2 separate regions of the Homo sapiens genome follow, and region 1 is linked to region 2. Evidence: read pairs that join two places in POLR2A ChIA-PET (ENCODE). Cell type or tissue: K562. All regions are shown on one strand. Links, peaks and the distances in the headings refer to the core of each region. The heading gives the core; the rest is flanking DNA.

Region 1 (5,593 bases), core at 424-5,423, 370 kb before region 2:
CAGAGACTTTCTCCGCACAGGCTCCTCCAGCTGAGCAGGGGCCGCCACGGACTCCCCCATCCTGTACTTGTGTCGTTTTCCAATTTTCTCTTGATGTTATCGCTGGACTCTGAGAGCTTCACAGATATGTATTTAGAAATAAAGCTGTATAGCTGGGTCTCCTAACCTTTCACCTCCTTATCACCCAGAGGGTGGGACTTCCCCAGCATGGCTGGCCTCGGACACCTGGTCACCGTCTTGCTGTCCTTGCAGGTTGAAGGTCGAGGAGCTGGAAGGCGAGCGGAGTCGGCTGGAGGAGGAAAAGAGGATGCTGGAGGCACAGCTGGAGCGGCGAGCTCTGCAGGTGAGGGCGGGGCAGCCTCTGGGTGAGGCACTGCCTGGGCCTCTCATTTCTTTGGGCGTCGTGAACGACCGTGGTTCCTGCTGCCACAGAACACCCGTTTTCTGGCTCGTCTGTCTGAACTCTCCTCCCTCCCATGTGCACCCCCTTGCCTGGCAGGGAGGCCATGCCGCTGACAGGCCTGCACTGGCTGCCTCTGGAGTCCTCTGCGGCCCGCACCACCCACACGCCTGGTGTCGGTGGAGTGGGCTCTGGGCAGATTTGCACTATGCCCACCCGGGATCTGCTGTGGCGAGGCTGGACTGCTGTTTGTGTTCTTTTAATTGTACTTTCTCTTTGGTTTTCATCCTCCTGAGTTGCTGCATGGCAGGAAGCCCTCAGGTTCGAGGTTACCGGGTTTTTGGACAGGCCATTGATTTTATCTTGGCACCTGTTAGAGGCAGATCAAATCTATTTTTTATGACCAGTTTCTGACGATGGGAGGAGTGACATCTGTGGTGATGGGCGGCTCCGAGCCGCGCTGGCCTGTCCTCAGCCTAGGACCTGTCATCTTGTTTTAACTGGGCCGTGGTGTACAGGGAGCGGTCACGGGGCTGCTGCCCGCCCACCAGAGGCTCTGCGTCAGAGCTGCTGAACGTCTTTCTGGGTGTTGGGCTGAGCAGAGCCTGAACCCTGCTCCTTGGTGCCCACGTTGCTTGCTGACTGGGGGCCAGGCATCCCTGCAGGCACCACTTACGGCTTCCCTGCTCCAGCTTCCAGCCCTTTCCCCAAGGTGTCCTCAGTGGCCGGCCCTTGGAGCTTGTTGAGGCTTGAATGAGGTGAGGGGTGTGGGTGAGTGCGGTGCCAGCACTGGTGAACACCTGATGGGGCCTGGCCACCATCCCTGTTCTGCGCAGACGGCGTGTGCTCGGGAGCTCACTAGCGGAGCACTCCTCTGTGGGAGATGCCAAGGGCTGTCAGGTACCGTGGGGTTGGCATGAGGAGTGGCTGGCAGTGTCACCTGTGACCCTCTCCTGAGCTCTGCCAGGGCCTTGGAGGGGTGGGGGCTCTGCCCCTAGGCATGTCCTGAAGCTGCTCAGAGCTGAGGCGTGGTGCTGCAGTGTGGCCAGTGTGGCCATTTGGGGAGAGGACAGGGCTGGGCCTGGTGGTCCTGGGGAAGCAGATGTTTATGCCGTGATATGGTGACCTCGAGCCTAGCCCAGGATTCAGGAGCTGTTCCTCCCTGGGTCAGGGCAACAGGGACAACTGTGCCCGGATGGCGTGGGAGAAGCAAGTGCAGAGCAGTGAAGCGGGGAGGCCACTGGGGTTCGGCCTGTGGAGTGTTGGAAACTTCCAGACAGCCCTCCAGCTGCCACCACTTCTGACACCCCCTGCGATTACACCCTTAGTGGGGGGACGTCCAGGGTGGCCCTGGGGAAGGTGAGGCCTCACAGGCCCTGTGGTGGCTCAGGCTGCCCCTGGCTCTGGATGCCCAGGGCTGTGCCATTGAAGGAAATACTGTAAATAGGGGTCCATTTCCAAGATAAAGTGCCTTGAACCGGCTTAGGTCACCAAACTACAGAAGAAACAGGATATACTAGGCCCCTGCTTGGATCACCAATGCCTGCTTGTCGGCCTCCCGCTCCCCCCTGCCACCCCACCCCCCCACCCACCTTACTTGCCCTCATCCAAACCAAAGAAGTTTAGTCTAAGATGGAAGTTATACTACTCTGCAAAATAGTTCGTTTCATCTGTTCTTATCAGCCTGCCCAGCTACTTAGGTCACAAGTCAAATAACTGAAGAGCCCCTGAGCTGACGAGGATTGCAGTGCATTGTGGGCTGCAACAAAATGCAACAGGACAACCCTAAAAACACACCTATAGCCCCTGCCCAACAACCAGTAGGCAACATCCAGGAAGACTGTGACCCCAGAGTACTCAGCCTGTGAGGAACCGGGGGAGGGGCCTGCGCACTAGGGGATAAATGGCTTGTTGTCACCGTGCTGGGTGTGCCTGCCCACCAGACACCTAATCTTGCAAGACCATTGAAAATCTCTCTTTTGGCTGGGCATGGTGGCTCACGCCTGTAATCCCAGTACTTTGGGAGGCTGAGGCGGGTGGATTGCCTGAGGTCAGGAGCTCAAGGCCAGCCTGGCCAACATGGTGAAACCCTGCCTCTACTAAAAATACAAAAATTCGCTGGGCATGGTGGTGGGCACCTGTAGTCTCAGCTACTCAGGAGGCTGAGGCAGGAGAATCGCTTGAACCCAGGAGGCAGAGATTGCAGTGAGCCGAGATCACGCCACTGCACTCCAGCCTGGGTGACAGAGCGAGGCCCCAGGAGCCGGCTGCCGCCCCTGCACCCACTATGCGATGCCCTCTCCTCTCCCTGCTCCCGCTCCCTCTGGAGAAGCCTTCAAGTTGGGCCGCTTCAAGGAAGATTGATTAAAATCAGCTGCAGTCTGACTTAATTGGGAACATATGCTTGGAGAGGGGCTTGACTAGTTAGAACTTTTTGTAATTAGTTCACAGCTGGTTGGCGAGGAAAGAGAATTTCAGTTACCCCTTAGAGCTGGGCGCGAGTGCCGCTGCCCTCCCGCGGTGCTGAGGCCAGGAGACCAGGCCTGGGAGGTCTTCGTGCTGCCTTCCTGGGAGGGCCGTCACTGGGCCCTGCTGTGGCACTGGCCTTTCTGGGTCTCCCTAAGAGCCCAGAGCTGTCCACACACTCATTAGGGCCGACTGGGTGCACCCTTGTGTCGCTGAAGGGGCTGGAAGTGGGTGGGCGGGGCTCCTGGACTGCAAGCCCTCCCATCCCGTGGTGGGGGTGGGAGAGCTCGGGGCACCCACGGACGGTGGCTGGCCGGGCTTCTGGCGCCCCCTCTCTAGATGGGGAAAGTGAGGCCCACAGGGAGCCTGCGTGTGAAGGAGGAAGGAGCTCAGACTCTCCATGTTAGGAGGCAGAATGAGTCTTGAACGTGTTGCAGTGTTCTGAAGTGAAGACAGAAATCGGGCGGACCCCGTGGAACTCCAGATCTGGCGGCAGAGGGACCCCCATGGCTATTGGTGCAGCCGCAGGAGTCAGGTCAGGTGGGCGGCACAGTCCCTGACCCCACCTGCAGCCACGGCCTCCTGCCCCACCCCTGTCCCCACCTCCTGAGTGTGCCCTGTGCTCTTCCCCAGGCCTAGAACTGAGGAGCTGGGGCCCCAGCGCTTTGTTCTCTTCTGGCTCCCGGCTGCCCTCTGATGCGCCACCTCATAGCTGGGACACTGGGCCTTGTCAGCTTGGACCCCACAGCCTGGGGTGGGCCACAGCTCTGTCTCCCACTGGCTGCAGCCTGGCCTTAGTGTGCTCCCAAGGATGTGGAGGGCACGGGCCTTTCCCGCAGGCTGTCTTTGGAGATCTCCGGTGATGGCTCCTGGGGGGCCCTGCACATACCTGGTGAACCAGGCCTGCATGGTGGCCATTCCTGTTGTCTGTCATAATACCGTCGTCCTTACCTCCAAGACACTTGGACGTTTTCCACGTCTGTGGTTCTGATGGGCCACATGCGGGGATGGAGGGCACCGAGCTGGGGCAGGACCCACAGTGAGGCTGGTCGGGGCTCACAGGCTACGGGGCAGGACACACAGTGAGGCTAGTCGGGGCTCACAGGCCGCCCTGGGTAGAGAGGGGCACGTCCAGTGGAGGCCGCACTGGGCAGGACACTGACCTTCTGGCTGGGCGGGCGCATCCCCACCTGACAGTCCCACCCAGGAGCCTCCAGCTTGTGTGTGTGAAGTGTGCAGCCTGGGCCGGCACCTGTGCCCCGTGGGGCCCCCGTGTCACCCAGCAGTGATGGGAGCAGCATTCAGACTCAACCCTGTTGGGTTTTTTCAGCATTTGATGATGAACATTTAAAGATACGTTGTGAAGTTGAGGGAAGTTTGCAGCGAGCGCCTGGTCACCCGCCACCAAGGCTCCACCACGGATGTTCCGCCGCGGGGCTTCCTGACATCTCTTTATCCCTCGCCCAGCCGCCGCGCCACTTTATTCTTCTGACGCGCTTTAAGTAAATTGCAGACATCTGCACGCTTCCTCTAAATGCCTCAGTGTGCGTGTAATTAAGTAGAATTCATCTTTGGGTTCTGAAGCCCGTGCTCCAGCCGTTCCTCGATGTGGCCTCATCATGGTGCTTGTTTGGGCAGGTTGGTGGTCAGGGCTGGTGGAGCCCCCCAGTGCGGCTCCCTCCCCGCCCCACCTGCCTGCTCCTCCCTGGCGGGGGCCTGGGTGGGGTTTGTGGCCGGGGCCAACCTCAATGTCCCAAGTGCTGTTCAGGAAAGAGACCAGACAAGAGCCCTGTGACGTTTAAATAAGTGCATCTGTTTTGGGAAGGAGTGGGTAGAAGATTGCCGGGTTCCCTGTGAGCAGAAGCTGGAAGCACACGGAGACCGTTCTGCTCCCGTCTGCACCAGCAGGCAGGTGGTGCGGTACCTCACATCCCTGGTCCGTGTCCCTGGGACCAGGGTGGGGCGGGCCCGTCACCTCTCCTCAGACCTCCTCACCCCCTCCCTGAGATGCCATCCCTGTGGCCCCCAGATCCCTGGAATTCTGAAGCCACCAACGCTGCAGCTGCCCTGGGAGAGGGCCGCGTTCCCTCCTGGAGCCACAGCTGCCCCCTTTGTGCTGGCGTCCATGCCCAGGTGTGGTGGGCTGGGGTCGTGTCCCTGTACCGGGGCCTCCCGGCGGGTGCTCTGAGCCAACCTCCTCAGGTCTGGCCTCTCCCGCTCGCTGGACTCTTAGTAACGCATGTGGCTCATCAGTGGGACCTTCATTCTGTGTTCGGCTCTTTCTCCTGAACCTTCTACCATGTTGGACAGAGTGTGGCCTCTGGACCGGGACGATGGGCCTGGTGTTACCTGGTGGCCTCGGGAAGTGCTCCTCTCTGTGCCCTGAGGGCCTCCTTTGTGAGGCAAGGGGGTTGGACTTTTCCTGGGAGGCAGGATCACGGGAGGGCAGCTCTGCAGGGCCCATGGGACTCCATGCTCACCAGCCCAGCCCTCCCCTCCCATGCGTGAGCCACCTTCACGCACCTCTGTGCCAGGCGCTGCTCTAAGCCAGGGCACAGCGGGGGCCAAGGAGCCACAGCCCGGATGTTCTGGGCCCCTGTTCTGTGGGAGTCATACAGCGAGCTGATGGTTCAGACGGATGAGGTGCTTCCCGTCCGTGAAAGGAAGCAGGTCATTGGCACGGGGCCCCAGGGACCCACGTTAGGTCCTGGCGGGACCAAGGGCTCC
Region 2 (5,593 bases), core at 439-5,438:
GGCTGGGATGCAGCGGCCAGGGAAGGTGGGCCCTGGAGGGAAGCAAGGACCATGCAGTGCCCAAGGAACCACTGCCCAGAGCACACGGCCCTCTTCCTGCTCCGGGTGGAGCACTCAAACAGGCTGGAGAGGCCGCCCACCCGGAGGCAGCTCCCAAGCGAGGGACCCAGCTATAAACACACGAGAGCCGTCCACCCAGGCCGTGGTGGATCCAGTGAGATGTGGCTCCGGAACTTACCCAGAGAGAGAGAACTCTGCAAACAGTGCTCCCCAGTCGTCGGTTCTAGAGGCAAACGAGGTGTGGCCTCCCAAGGCAGGGGTGCAGGAGGCTGTGTCAGCCTGGACTTCTCCCCTCGGGGGATTTGCTTGTAGCCCAGGAGACTCAAGGGGAACCTTAACCTCAGGGAATTCAAAAGGCCCTGTTGTGTGCATCGCCCGAGAGCTGGTGGCCGGGAAGGGCTTCCTAGCAGGTCTGGCTTGTGTGGTGGTGAGATCCGCAGTGGCGCTCCGGCGCCCTGGGTCAGGACGGAGGTCGGGGCTGCTCTGCTCACGGCCAGAGCCATGCAGACGCCGTGGAGCTGGGGCCACTCTGGGAGAGGTTGGGGTCCCAGTGCCTCGGCTGAATTTCCAGGTTTTTGCTCTGTGGGTGTTTAGGAAGTCGTGCCTGGTGGCACCCACAGTGGTCCTGAGAGGGCACTGCCTGTGTCCTCGTGTTGGGGTTCACCATTAGGTGGTGTCGGTAGGAGCCACCTGAGAATAGGGTGGGGACGGGAGAGAGTCCCTTAAAGCACCAGCGGATGATGGCTGCATTTGACAAGAGAGAGCGGAGACTCCATTAGCCATTAACTCCCCAGGGAGCTCATCCACGTGGCGGGGGCGTGCAGGGCGGGATGACGGGTGCAGGAGGCGCGATGGCCATCAGCTGATACAGCGAGGCCAGCAGCAGGAGAGCAGCAGGAGAACAGCCCAGCCCGGATCATCCAAGCTTTGCCGGGGGCCTGGCGGGCACAGACCCAGCCTGGGTACTGTGGGGGTGCATGGATGCTCCTTGCCTTGTCCCTGAACACAAGAGGCCACCGTCCGGCTGGGACCAAAAGCCAGAGAACAGTAAACCCAAAACACGGCAGTTCAGAATGGGAGACGTCCCAGGCCCCAGGTGAGAAACACCGAGCTGGCTACAGATGCCCAGGACTGGGAAGGCTTCCTGGAGGAGGAGGCTTGAATGGGGCCTAGAACCAGCCACGGGACACCTCAGAGGTCCTTCCAGGGGTTGGACAGAATCCGAGGCAGAAGAGAAAAGCAAATCCGATCAAATCACTGGGCTTCCTCCCTCAGGGCTGTGTGCTGGGGTTACCCCAACACTGAATCTCTGCATTTACTGAGTGAGTGTCTCTTCCAGGAAGGGGTGGGCACGGCCCTCTTGCCCACTGGTGGGTCCCAGCATCCAGCAGCTGGGGATGCTCCGTAAATATCTGTGGACCGAATGAATTTGGACAATGAGTGGACCAGTGCCAATGAGGTGGGGGCTCTGTAGTTGAAGAGTGTGGCCCTGCCAGGCGTGGTGACTCACGCCTGTAATCCCAGCACTTTGGGAGGCCGAGGCTGGCAGATCACTTGAGGTCAGGAGTTCGAGACCAGCCTGACCAACATGGAGAAACCCCATCTCTACTAAAAATATTTAAAAAATTAGCCGGGCGTGGTGGCACATGCCTGTAATCCCAGCTACTTGGGAGGCTGAAGCAGGACAATCGTTTGAACCAAGGAGGTGGAGGTTGAGGTGAGCCGAGATGGCACCATTGCACTCCAGCTGGGCAACAAGAGCGAAACTCTGACTCAAAAAAAAAAAAAGGAAAGAAAATTAGCTGGGCATGGTGGTCTGCACCTGTAGTCCCAGCTCCTCAGGAGGCTGAGGCAGGAGAATCGCTTGAACCCGGGAGGTGGAGGTTGCAGTGAGCTGAGATCGTGCCATTGCACTCCAGCCTGGGCAACAAGAGTGAAACTCAGTCTCAAAAAAAAAAAAAAAAAAAACCCAAAAGGATTAATTTGTTGTTGTTGTTTTAAGATGGCGGCTCACTCTGTCTCCCAGGCTGAAGTGCAATGGCGAGATCTCGGCTCGCTGCAGCCTCCACCTCCCAGGTTCAAGAGATCCTCCTGCCTCAGCCTCCTGAGTAGCTGGGGTGACAGGTGCCTGCCACCATGTCCAGCTAATTTTTTTTGTTTTGTTTTTAGTAGAGACAGGGTTTCACCATGTTGGTCAGGCTGGTCTCAAACTCTTGACCTCAGGTGATCCACCCTCCTTGGCCTCCCAAAGTGCTGGGATGACGGGCGTGAACCACCGTGCCCAGCCCCCACCCAAAAGGATTGAAAGCAGGATCTGAGAGGCAGGTGCTCACCCACGTTCCCACAGACGTTATTCACAGGAGCTGAGAGATGGGAGCTGCCCACGTGCCCACCGACAGGCAAGTGAATGAGCACAGTGTGCTCCATCCACACCACGGGAATCCACACCACGGGAATCCACACCACGGGAATCCACACCATGGGATACTGCTCAGCCAAACAGAGTGAAGGGAGTCAGACACCTGCCTCAGCATGGATGGACCTCGACGGCATCGGGTTTTGTGAAATAAGCCAGTCATGAAAGGACCAATACTGTCTGATTCCACACCCACGGGGTCCCTACAGCAATCGAATCTGCAGAGACAGAAAACAGAACGGTGGGTGCCGGGGGTCACAGGGGGGATGGAGAGTGAGGGTTTCATGGGGGCAGAGTTTCAGTTTGGGGAGATGAAAGAGCTCTGGAGACAGGTGCTGAGGGTTGCACAGCAATGTAAATGTGTTGAGTGCCACTGACCTCTGCAGTGGGACGTGGTCATGATGCTGATTTTCTGTGATGTGCATTTTACTGCGATCAAAAATTAAAGGCTGGGCGCAGTGGCTCTTGCCTGTAATCCCAGCACTTTGGGAGACCAAGACGGGCAGACCATGAGGTAAGGAGATCGAGACCATCCTGGCTAACACGGTGAAACCCTGTCTCTACTAAAAATACAAAAAATTACCCAGGCGTGGTGGTGCGCGCCTGTAGTCCCAGCTACTCGGAAGGCTGAGGCAGGAGAATCGCTTGAACCGGGGAGGCGGAGGTTGCAGTGAGCTGAGATCGCACCACTGCACTCCAGCCTGGGTGACAGAGCAAGACTTTGTCAAAAAAAAAAAAAGAAAGAAAAAGAAAAATTAAAATAGGATGGGCGTGGTGGCCTATAATCCCAGCACTTTGAGAGGCCGAGGCGGGTGGATCACTCGAGGTCAGGAGTTTGAGACCAGCCTGACCAATATGGCAAAACCCTGTCTCCACTAAAAATACAAAAATTAGCCAGGCGTGGTGGTGTACGCCTGTAATCCCTGCTACTTGGGAGGGTGAGGCAGAAGAATCGCTTGAACCCGGGAGGTGGAGGTTGCAGTGAGGTGAGATCGCATCAGTGCACCACACCCTGGGCGACAGAATGAGACTCTGTCTTTAAAAAAAAAAAAAGAAGATAAAAAGTGTTCGGCTCATGGACCAGGAGAGACAGTCAGGAAGATGGACAATGGGTTGGGCACAGGGTCCACAGGCTTCCCTCAGGAACAAAGGCAAGAGCAGGGAGACCACGGGAGGAGCTGAGGCTGCATGTGTAGGTGAATGCAGTGACCAGGTGGGCACAGAGGGGCCAGAGGGACCGGAGAGGCAGGGACAGAGCTGGTCCCAGCCACACAGTGGTGAGTCCTCAGGTCCCACAGCCCCTCCACGAACACACCACATATGCACAGGTTTCCATGCTCACAGCCGCACACACTTACACATATGTGCTGGTAACACACGTGTACAGCTCACCCCCACCAAAGTCAAGCTGGCACTTGATGTACAATCTCACATGGGCGACATTCTGGAGACAAGGCAGGGAGCGGGTCAGGGCTTCAGCGGGCAGAGGGCTGACGGCAAAAGACGGTGAGGGGATTGGGGGAGGACGTCGTTGGTTTGGGGTCTTTGTTTGTTTGTTTTTGTTTTGCATCAGAGTCTCGCTCTGTCGCCCAGGCTGGAGTGCGGTGGTGCAATCTTGGCTCACTGCAACCTCCGCCTCCCAGGTTCAAGCGATTCTCCTGACTCAGCCTCCCGAGTAGCTGGGATTACAGGTGCCCGCCACTATGCCCAGCTAATTTTTGTATTTTAGTAGAGATGAGGTTTCACTGTGTTAGCCAGGCTGGTCTCAGTCATGGTTATGGCTGTAAGATGGTCTGCATTTGTCAAAACTCACAGAACAAAACACGAAAGGAGTGCATTTTACTGTATGCAAAGTAAAACTTTTTTTTTTTTTTAAGAGACACAGTCTGTCTGGCTCTGTCACCCAGGCTGGGGTGCAGCGGTGCAATCATAGCTCGCTGCAGCCTCAACCTCCTGGGCCCAAGCGATTCTCATGCCTCAGCCTCCCTAGTAGCTGGGACCACAGGAGCATGACACCACACCAGGCTAATTTTTAAATTTTTTGTAGAGACAGGGTCTTGCAATGTTGCCCAGGCTGGTATTGATCTCCTAGGCTCAAGCAATTTGTCTACCTTGGCCTCCCCAAGTGTTGAGATTCCAAGTGTGAGCCACCACATGCAGTGCTTATATCGTCATTTTTTAAGTTAAAAATAGAAGAAAATAAAACACCATCCCAGCCAGGAGCCCCCAGACCTGGCCCTGGGGGAGGCGGGGTCCCTGGGCCACCTCCCATCCTAACGCCCTGTCCTTTGGAGCTATGTCCCAGGAGAAGAGCGTGAGCCTGCCACACATGTGCTGGACAGAGTGCCCATGCACTGCCCTGACACCAGAGAGACCCTCAGAAAGCCCCAGAGAGAGCCGCAGGGCTGTGAGCAGCTCAGAACACGGCGCTTTCGCGGAGCAGCCGGGAGGCTCCTTGCCCAGGACAGGGAGTCAGGAACCTGGCTGCCCGGTCTCGTTTCCCTTTTCTCTAGGGCTACCAGGAAGGTCAGAGCTGAGGCTGAGGCCCAATAACAGCAACTGCAGAGGACCCGGCACCGGCACACACAGGCCCTGCGCTTCTGTTATGGCCTTGACAGTCTATTCCAGCTTCTGTCTCCCCGGGCCCGATTCTGAACAGTCATGTCCTTGTCTGATTTATAATCCTCTACCTGCGTGCGCCTGGCCCGTCTCCCCAGAGGACTGCGGGCTGGGCCTGTGTCCTGGCTACCTCTGCAGAGCCAGCACGGGGTCAGGCTCAGCAGGTGCCTGTGACGTCAATTACAGATGCCAACACCTTCCAAAGACAAAGTGCTTTGTCATTAGCTGACTGGATGGGGAGAGAGGGACCCAGATAAGAGAAAGACAGAGAGAGAGAGAGAGAAAAGGAGACAGAGACAGAGACAGATGCACAGCAGACAGACCAAAGGAGACAGAAAGAAATAGGTAGACAGACAAACGGAGAAACCAACAGAGACAGACCGTGAGAGAAAGAGACAGAGAGACACACACAGACAGGCACGCTGGCAGAGAAAGAGACAGACCAAGAGAGATAGAAACCAGAGAGACAGAGACAGACAGAGAGACAGAGACAGGCAG

What was found. ChIA-PET counts read pairs that join two places held together with the same protein. Peaks named below come from ENCODE experiments on the same cell type or tissue, not always from the same donor. Only the 100,000 strongest peaks of a DNase experiment are listed, where the experiment ranks them.
Region 1: POLR2A ChIA-PET joins it to region 2 with 5 read pairs; 2 of 35 experiments call an interaction of 5 or more read pairs at or near these places.

Annotation. Positions count from the first base shown.
Region 1 is chr7:1,952,379-1,957,971 of GRCh38, reverse strand. It overlaps MAD1L1 (mitotic arrest deficient 1 like 1), which reads left to right. Exons shown (of 19, transcript NM_001013836.2): 16 at 253-343. Among named protein-coding and RNA genes, the nearest start is that of MIR4655, 110 kb to the right of the region's middle. RefSeq lists enhancers at 1-147, 2,430-3,154. In K562, for the core only: no CTCF peak of the experiment used is centred there; a DNase peak (open chromatin) is centred at 3,134.
Region 2 is chr7:1,580,263-1,585,855 of GRCh38, reverse strand. PSMG3-AS1 (PSMG3 antisense RNA 1) reads right to left here. Exons shown (of 5, transcript NR_027329.1): 4 at 2,587-2,694; 5 at 1-1,472. Among named protein-coding and RNA genes, the nearest start is that of PSMG3-AS1, 13 kb to the right of the region's middle. In K562, for the core only: no CTCF peak of the experiment used is centred there; DNase peaks (open chromatin) are centred at 851 and 5,289; H3K27me3 peaks cover 4,145 bases.